3 separate regions of the Homo sapiens genome follow, and all the other regions are linked to region 1. Evidence: chromatin contacts called from ENCODE Hi-C or POLR2A ChIA-PET data. All regions are on one chromosome and are shown on one strand. Each heading gives the region's core, a stretch centred on a gene start or an enhancer-like site at or near the end of the contact. The rest is flanking DNA. Distances are from core to core; before and after follow the strand shown.

Evidence for each region. Hi-C counts contacts between places; a loop is a spot of excess contacts on that map. ChIA-PET counts read pairs that join two places held with the same protein, here RNA polymerase II (POLR2A). Pooled maps may share reads with other maps.
Region 2: a pooled map shows a loop between it and region 1 (2.9-fold over the local background). The contact joins two enhancer-like sites. A Hi-C loop is called at or near these places in 2 of 168 maps with a recorded cell type or tissue (HepG2 and psoas muscle), 2 of 37 single-sample maps with no recorded cell type and 13 of 50 pooled maps. POLR2A ChIA-PET finds 5 or more read pairs at or near these places in 6 of 52 experiments (HepG2, PC-9, WTC11 and 3 more).
Region 3: a pooled map shows a loop between it and region 1 (5-fold over the local background). The contact joins two enhancer-like sites. A Hi-C loop is called at or near these places in 2 of 168 maps with a recorded cell type or tissue (CD14-positive monocyte and endothelial cell of hepatic sinusoid), 17 of 37 single-sample maps with no recorded cell type and 15 of 50 pooled maps. POLR2A ChIA-PET finds 5 or more read pairs at or near these places in 9 of 52 experiments (CD4-positive, alpha-beta memory T cell, GM12878, Panc1 and 5 more).

The regions. Positions count from the first base shown.
Region 1 is chr6:16,590,607-16,593,306 of GRCh38, reverse strand. All of the region lies in intron 3 of ATXN1 (ataxin 1), which reads left to right. Among named protein-coding and RNA genes, the nearest start is that of ATXN1-AS1, 170 kb to the left of the region's middle. Within about 2 kb of position 1,311, at least 4 of the 41 ENCODE cell types and tissues checked have a DNase peak (open chromatin) inside an H3K27ac peak, as active enhancers do.
Region 2 is chr6:16,540,264-16,543,152 of GRCh38, reverse strand. All of the region lies in intron 4 of ATXN1 (ataxin 1), which reads left to right. Among named protein-coding and RNA genes, the nearest start is that of ATXN1-AS1, 220 kb to the left of the region's middle. Within about 2 kb of position 1,597, at least 8 of the 41 ENCODE cell types and tissues checked have a DNase peak (open chromatin) inside an H3K27ac peak, as active enhancers do.
Region 3 is chr6:16,653,255-16,656,289 of GRCh38, reverse strand. All of the region lies in intron 3 of ATXN1 (ataxin 1), which reads left to right. Among named protein-coding and RNA genes, the nearest start is that of ATXN1-AS1, 110 kb to the left of the region's middle. RefSeq lists an enhancer at 1,204-1,293. Within about 2 kb of position 1,474, at least 2 of the 41 ENCODE cell types and tissues checked have a DNase peak (open chromatin) inside an H3K27ac peak, as active enhancers do.

The DNA.
Region 1 (2,700 bases), core at 62-2,561:
AGGAGTAATTAGAAGGTCTGCTTCTGACAGTGTCGCTCCTTGAGTGGTGGAGGTTTTAGGGGGAGGCTGACAGTAACTACTGAGTGGAATTGAGAGGTGAAGCCAGCTGGACTTCCTGGGTCGAGTGGGGACTTGGAGAACTTTTCTGTCTTCCAAGGGTATTATAAAATGCAGCAGTCAGTGCTCTGTAGCTAGCAAGAGGTTTGTAAAATGCACCAATCAGTGCTCTGTAAAAATGCACCAGTCAGTGCTCTGTAGCTAGCAAGAGATTTGTAAAATGCACCAATCAGTACTTTGTAAAATGGACCAATCAGCAGGGTTCTAAAAGTAACCAATCATGGGGAGGATTGAGAAAAGGGCGTTCTGATAGGACAGAAACAGGACATGGACGGGAAAAATAATGGAATAAAAGCTGCCCCCCCCAACCCCCCACCCCCACCCGCACCAGCCACCAGTGCAACCTGCTCAGATTCTTTTCCAGCTGTGGAAGCTTTGTTCTTTCACTCTTTATGATAAATCTTGCTGCTGTTCAGTCTTTTGGGTCTGTGCCATCTTTAAGAGCTGTAACAGTCACCGCAAAGGTTAGCGGCTCCATTCTTGAAGTCAGCGAGACCACGAACCCACCAGAAGGAACCAACTCCAGACACAGAATCAGCTAGGAGACGTGGGTGCTTTCTGTATAGTGCTTCCTACCAAAAGCCTAGAAAATCTTGGGGCGTGGAGAAAAGAAAATCCATCAAGTAAAGGCTTGATCACCTCTTGGAAAACCCATATTCATTGTCCCAACAGTGACTAATACGTCTAACTGTGGGCCTGGGTAGGATATTATGAGAAACCTGTTCTTTTGGTGCCCACCTTTCTTTTCTGAGCAACACGTGGTCTTCTGAGTGAGGCAGGAGTCCGGCATATGCGTGATGATGTAATATGTTAGGCAGCCAGGCCCTCACCTTTTCAAAGGTTCGATCTTGAAAAATCAAAGGTGGATATGTGAGAAATAAGCCCATATAGGAATAAGAATGACAATGGAAGTGGAAAATGTAAGTTGGGACTGATGTTCTGCTGCTTTGAGTACTGAAATTCTCTGCTGCTCGGATTCATCATCACTGAAGTGCTGGCCAGTACTGGGAGGGGGGCAGAGCTCTCCCGGGAGTCGTCGCTTATTCTGAAACAGCTGAGCAGAATAATGAGTGACAGGCTGGTGGTGGGGAGGTTGAGTCTTACTCCGGATTTCCATTAAATGAGTGCATGGAATCAATAGCTAACTGAACATTTGTCTTTAGAACACCCAGGGGCCCCTGGGGAATTTGGTATTTTCAGTCTAATTCTCAGACAGGAAAATGCGCAGCATGACTATTTTTTAAAATAGTTTCAACATCTTTTATGTAATGCTGATGCATCTGGAAGTGAAAACGCTAAGAGTTTCATTTCACTAAAAAATGGATTTTTTTTGGCTTTAACCTTTAAGTTGAAATCACAATTAGTGGCCTTTTCACCATAGTCATAAGAGTATCAAAGTGTGTGTATTCACCCACACATCAAACCAGTGTTTACTGAGAGTATATTCTGTGCAAAGAATTGTGCAGTTTGTTATGAAAAATACAGAGACCTCGCTGGGGCCCCTAAGGAGCTCATAGTCTAGAAAGGGAGACAGATCATTACACGGCAGGGAAAATACAATATGTATGGGAGCATGTCACAAAGGAAGTGACATCGAGCTGAATCTTAAAGGAAGAGCAATGCTTGAATGAATGAGGACATCCCTGATTGAAGGACCAGCATAATGAACAAAGAATTTTGCCTTATATTACTAAGATTCCATCAGATGTTATGACGCAAACATAAGCATCATGGTAATGAAATTAATAGTAAATTTAAATAAAAATGATCAAATTAAGACTTTTTTGGTTTTGTCTATTCTACCTTCTCATTTTAATTATGTTGCAAAGAACCATATACTTAGGGTAAACTGGTCAATAGCTGTGGCCATGGAATAGAATTATAATTCAATTTAAAAGGAGTTTAATAGTCTCATGGTAAATGAATAGGTTACAGCTGGGCACTGTGGCTCACACCTGTAGTCCCAGTTCTTTGGGAGGCCTAGGTGGGAAGATTGCTGGAGACCAGTAGTTTGAGTCCAGCCTGGGCGACATAGCAAGACCCTGTCTCTACTAAAAAATTAAAAAAATAGTTGGGCGCAGTGGCTCACGCCTGTAATCACAGCACTTTGGGAGACCACATGCTGGTCGAGACCATCCTGGCCAACATGGAGAAACCCCATCTCTACTAAAAATACAAAATTAGCTGGACGTGGTGGTGCATGCCTGTAATCCCAGCTACTCAGGAGGCTGAGGCAGGATAATTGCTTGAACCTGGAAGGCGGAGGTTATGGTGAGTGGAGATTGCGCCATTGCACTCCAGCCTGGGCAACAGGAGTGAAACTATGTTTCAAAAAAAAAAAAAAATTAAAAAATTAGCCAGGCATGGTGGCGTGTGCCTGTAGTCCCAGCTACCCAGGAGGCTGAGGTGAGAGGACCACCTGAGCCCGAGAGGTTGAGGCTGAAGTGAGCTGTCATCACACCACTGCACTCCAACCTGGGAAACAGAGTGAGAACTTGTCTCAAAGAAAAAAAAAAAAGAATGTTATGAATTTAGTATTTTTATACTTCCCCTACAACTCTAGTATCTCTGAGGAAAAGCCTC
Region 2 (2,889 bases), core at 348-2,847, 50 kb after region 1:
TCTCGCATTTTGTAAACTCAAATGTCCCATCATTCCCAAAGGCCATTTGTGGACATGCTGTGATTTTATGCATCACCTTCTGGAAAGAATGTGTTCCGTTCCCTGTGAACTTATCCAGGTTGATACAGTAGTTCCCCCCACCCCCCATCTTCGGTGTCATTTTCTGCTGTTTCAATTACCCACAGTCAAGCGTGGTACAAAAACAGGTGAGTGCCATGCAATAAGATATTTTGAGAGAGAGAGAGAGACACCACATTCACATAACTTTTAGTACAGTATAATGTTATGATTGTTCTATTTTATTATTAGTTTTTGTTGTTAATCTCTTACTGTGACTTATTTATAAATTAAACTCTATCATGGGTGTATATGTATAGGAAAAAACATAGTAGATATACATAAAGGTACTATTCATGGTTTTAGGCGTCCACTGGGGTCTTGGAACAGATCCTCCATGGATGGGAGGACAACTGTCTTTTGAATGTGTCAGACACAATTGTGGCATTTCTTAGTGTCTTTTTCCTACTCGTTAGTTGTATTTGGCTGCTGCAAACACCTTGGGCTCCCAAGTAGTTGGGAATGTGGAAAGCTACATACTTTCCCTCTAGAGAGAGCCCCAGTGTGAAAAACTAAGATAGCCGTGTGTTTGCTGATCCTTGGGACGAGCCAGGGAAGGGCTCCGGGAGCACTGTGTGAATTAAGGCTGTCAAGACCAAAGTAACATAGGAGGGAGAAGATGAAAATGCAGCAGCACGTCTCTTAATGTGATCGTTTCTCTTTCCCCTTACTGAAGCATAGTGCTCTCTGCTATTTGAAGAGCGCAATTTAGATTTATATTAAGGAATGAATAAATAGGATGCGGTGATGAAATCTCATCTGGAGTGAATGCAGATTGTGGATGCTAATGACCGTGTGGCTGTGCAGAGAACCCATTGGAAGCCTGGGCGCTTCTCCCTCCTCTGTTCACCCACTAGGCACTCAAGAGCAACTCAGGCAGTGGGGAAAAGGTTATCTTTTTTTAATGTCTCTCAGTGTTGCATCTTGCCTTATAGCGCCTTAAAGCACTTGACAAGCCTTCAAGTAATTCTTGGTGGTGGCGTTTTCCCCCAGAAGGCCTTAAGAGATGGTTTTAATAGATACACCTATCAATTTATTCCCAACTTGAGCATTTTGCTGTCTTGCATCATTTGACATCACCAGAAAGTCCTTTGGTTACTTCTGTAGTTCACATTGTACTTTCTGTCCTTTGAGTTTTGGGTGCTCAGGGGCAAGATGTCAGAAATCCTGAGTTTTAGTTGTGCCACTGCGTAGCTTTGACCAAGTCACTTTACGTTAGCAGGATACAATTTCCGTGTTCATTAAATGAGGAGACTGGACTGAAAGCTCTTAGAGGCCTCCTCTAGCTCAGACGTTCTGTAACACTCAGGGCTTTCTGCCTCCTCTGATTTGGCGGTGTCAGGATACAGGTCCAAGTGCGGCACTGTGCCTTGCAAAATTGCTCTCTCTCCCTGGCCAGCTTTTCCACCACTGTGGAATGAAGTCTGCCGCCTGGAAGAATCCCAGATTTCTCAAAGGCGTCCAGTTCTAGGGAGCAGCGTGCAAAGCCCTTGAGCACACTTTGACTTCTTCTGCCCTGGCTGGTGATGAAAAACCAGGTCACCAGAGGTTGCCCTGTTTCCAGTGATCAGCCCTCGGGACTGAAAAAGGAACAAATACAGAAGAGCTCCAAAGAAAGAAACAGAAAGAGACGCTCAAGCTGGGAAGCTAAGAACAGGTCCCTCTGCTGGGGTGGAAGGAGAAAGAATCTTAATCCTCTGCCTTCCCCCATGGGTCAGAGTCGTAAATGGGTGAGACTTGAAGGTGTGGTTGGTCACCCTCTCTCAAAGTTTCAGGGCTGGGTCAGGTGTCCTAGTAGTGTTGCGTGGTGCAGTAGTGAGTCCCCAGCCTGCATTCTGCAAAGCCCCAGAGGCTCCCCATAAACTTTGAGGCTGTGGGCTGCCCTCAGCCTCTATTGACCGGGGCAGCGGGGCAGCTTCTCCTTCAGCTCTGTGATATTCTGAGGCTATGTAAAATAGTTTTCTTAGAAAGGTCCTGTGGTTAAAAAAAATTTTTTTTAAACCACTGGTTTAGTTACGATGAGCTCATATTCAAAGCAATATGACCTTAGACAAGTCATTTGATTTTCCCAAACCTCATTTTCCTTATTTCAAAACAAGTTTAGTCATATATTCTCAGCCTGTCTCCCACAGCAATTTAAGGATTAATTAGAGTCAGTTATTCATACCTTCACTCTATGAACACGGTATTGAACACCTTTCAGTAGAAGGCTCTGTTGGGAGAGGAACTCATAAGTAAATACATGAGACAGCCATTCCAAGCAGAGGGAAAAAGCATGTGCAAATATTTTGTAAACTGTAAAACACAACACAAACCTAACATTATGTAATATTGCTGTTCTTAACCAGGCAGTTTAATATAGTGACTCTAGAGCCTAACTCCTTGGCTTTGAATCCCAACTGCAGCCATTTATCAGTGTGACTTCAGGCACTTTACCTACCCTCTTGTGCCTCAGTACTCCAATCTGTACAATGGGAATAATAATAGAACTCATCTCACTGGGCTGTTGGGAGAGCTGAATCAGTTCCGGGCGCAGTGGCTCATGCCTGTAATCCCAGCACTCTGGGAGGCTGAGGTGGGTGGATCACCTGAGGTCAGGAGTTCGAGACCATCCTGGCCAACATGGTGAAACCCGTCTCTACTAAAAATATAAAAAATTAGCCAGGCGTGGTGGCACGCGCCTGTAGTCCCAGCTACTTGGGAGGCTGAGGCAGGGGAATCACTTGAACCCAGGAGGCGGAGGTTGCATTGAGCCGAGATCATGCTACTGCA
Region 3 (3,035 bases), core at 225-2,724, 63 kb before region 1:
TCAGTTCTTGCCCAACAGAATTTCTGTGTAGGCTTGGTGGTCATTTGCAGAGGGGCTCATTGTATCAACCAGTGTGGAGGAAAGGAGCCAGGTCCTCGGGGGGTCCCTCCTGGCCCCATTTGCCCATTTGACAGCCAGCCCTTTGGTCAAACAGGACTGTCAGCATCTGCAGTAAATAATTTTTTTGTTTTTTTTTTTTTTGAGATGGAGTCTTGCTCTGTCACCAGGCTGGAGTGCAGTGGCACAGTCTCAGTTCACTGCAACCTCCACCTCCCAGGTTCAAGCGATTCTCCTGCCTCAACCTCCCGAGTAGCTGGGACTACAGATGCGTGCCACCATGCCCAGCTAATTTTTGTATTTTTAGTAGAGCTGGGGTTTCACCATGTTAGCCAGGATGGTCTCGATCTCCTCACCTCAGGTGATCCGCCTGCCTCAGCCTCCCAAAGTGCTGGGATTACAGATGTGAACCACTGCACCCGGCCCGCAGTAAATAATTTATTCCCTTGCAACATTAAAAAAAAATGTGGCACAGTGCTTTATGAATATTATATTCATTTTTATGTATTTAATTTTAATTTATTTATTTATTTATTTATTTGAGACGGGGTTTCTTTCTCTTTGTTGCCCAGGCTGGACTGCAGTGGTGCAATCGTAGCTTGTGCTGGGACCATATGAGACTGGGACTATCCTGGCTGTCATTCATAAAGTCTTCACTGAATTTTTAGGACTTCGCTGACTGGTCTCTCTTTATGAACTTCTGTCACATTTAGGGCCTGCATCATATAAAATGCACTGCTATGTGTTGTTCTGTTAGTGTTTGTCATCACGCCATCAGGGGTACACACAGCTTCAGGGCAGGAATCATCATCACAGACCAGTAGCCGAGACTACAGGCACGCGCCACCATGCCTGGCTAATTTTTCCATTTTTTTGTAGATACGAGGTCTCGCTATGTTGTCCAGACTGGTCTGGAACTCCTGGGCTCCAGCAATCATCCTGCCTTGGCCTCTCAAAGTGCTGGGATTACAGGCATGCACCACTGTGCCTGGCCTGAATATTATATCCAAATAAGTGAGATAGGCTTCTTTTGAAATACTGTCCTTTGTTTTTCTTTAGGGGATCTGACTTTTTCCTTCTCTGTGCTTGCCGTCATTGTGTTACTGGTTACCGGCCAGCCTGTTAACCCTGTGGATCCCCACACTTTGTTTTACGTTGAATAGCATTTATTATTGTTCTTTCTTACTAAACATCCCCTTTCTGAAGCAGAGCTTCAGAAATGATGCTCAGATGTCACTCTTGTTAGCAGCTGGCTTTCTGCCTTCAAGTGATGCATTATTGGGGTTTCATAACAGCATTTTTTTTTCTCTTACAAATATTAAATTATGAAGTGCAGGAAACCACATGAATGTGGTAGAAAGCAAATGCAAACACAGTGTTATCTGGAAGTGCTAGTTTTGTGATTCTCCTGGTGACAGTATCCTTCCTGTAATCAACATAGGAACCCTCTTTACCTGTTTGCTGGTGGTTTTCTATCCTGTATCTTCCTCTCCATTTATGCTGTATGCCATGGCCACTTTGTCATGCTGAATCGGGAGGTTTGATTAAGACAGTTGCTTGGGGACTATCTCTATCAAAGTTCTGCCTCACCACAAATCCTGGCTGTCACTTACAAAGTCTTCCCTGAATCCTCAGGACTTCACTGACTGGTCTCTCTCTCTCTCTCTTTTTTTTTTTTTTTTTTTTTTTTTAAGGCAGAGTCTTGGGTCTGTTGCTAGGCTGGAGTGCAGTGGCAATCTTGGCTCACTGCAACCTTCGCCTCCCAGGTTCAAGCAATTCTCTTGCCTCAGCCTCCTGAGTAGCTGGGATTACAGGCATGCGCCACCGTGCCCAGCTAATTTTTCTATTTTTAGTAGAAATGGGGTTTCACCATGTTGGCCAGGATGGTCTTGATCTCTTGATCTCATGATCCATCTGCCTTGGCCTTCCAAAGTGCTGAGATTACAGGTGTAAGCCACTGCGCCCGGCCCTGAGCAGTCTCTCTTTATGAACTTCTATCACATTTAGGGCCTGCTTCTTACAGAATGTACTGCTGTGCATTACTCTGTGAGTGTTTGCCATCAGCACAATTGCACATGGGTTGCACATGGCTTCAAGGCAGGAATCAAATCACAGACCAGTGTTTCCCAAGGGTGGTCTAATCCCAGTACCTCCTGCTTCCGAATCTCTTGGATATGTTTATTAAAGTTGCAGATTCAGCAACACCAGGCTTATGAATCAGAAGTTCTGGGGATGTAGAACCCAGGAAACTCACCTTAGTTAACTTTTGCACACTGAGGTTTGAGAATAACTATCTGAAAATAATTGTGCATCCTCCTCTTTGCCTCCTCTCCCACAGCAAAGGGTCCAGGTCTGAGCCTATGGTAGGTGTCCAGGAAATATTTGCTTGTTGACCTAAGCAACATCAAGCCATGAGGGTTGCATTCCCTCTTCAGTTGCCAAGCTTTTTCAGGATGTGAGGTCAGCATATTCTCTGAACCTTTAGAAACCCACTTTCTTCCAAATACGTAAAGTGTTCCCCTAGGGCAGAGGCTCTTTTGGAAATCTTTTTTTGTCTCTTTATCTTTTGTAATCACTAACTCTGTTGGTGGTAATGACAGGAGCCCCTGACTAAGATTGGGATAGTGGGGACATCAGCTATGAGGAGCTGGGCTGGAGCAGCAGGCTAGGAGAAAGATCTGAGGATAGGAACCGGACTGTGCTAAACTAGAAGCTTTATCCTTGGCTCCCAAAGCCACACCTGCTACCCTTGGCAGTTTATTCTGAGTGGTATTTCTTTCAGCTGTTAGGCCTCGCAGGTTGTCAGTTTTGGTGGCAGAAGAGCGGTCCCGCTGCTGAAAAGGATCAAGTTTAGCTCTAGTGGACGCACATCAAAGCACCTACAGTGCACAGTGGTGGATTCAGGATTTGAATCCAATGTTAGCAGACTGCAGTGGTGACACTTGGCCCTCTCCTTCCGTCCGCCTCTTGTTCCAGCA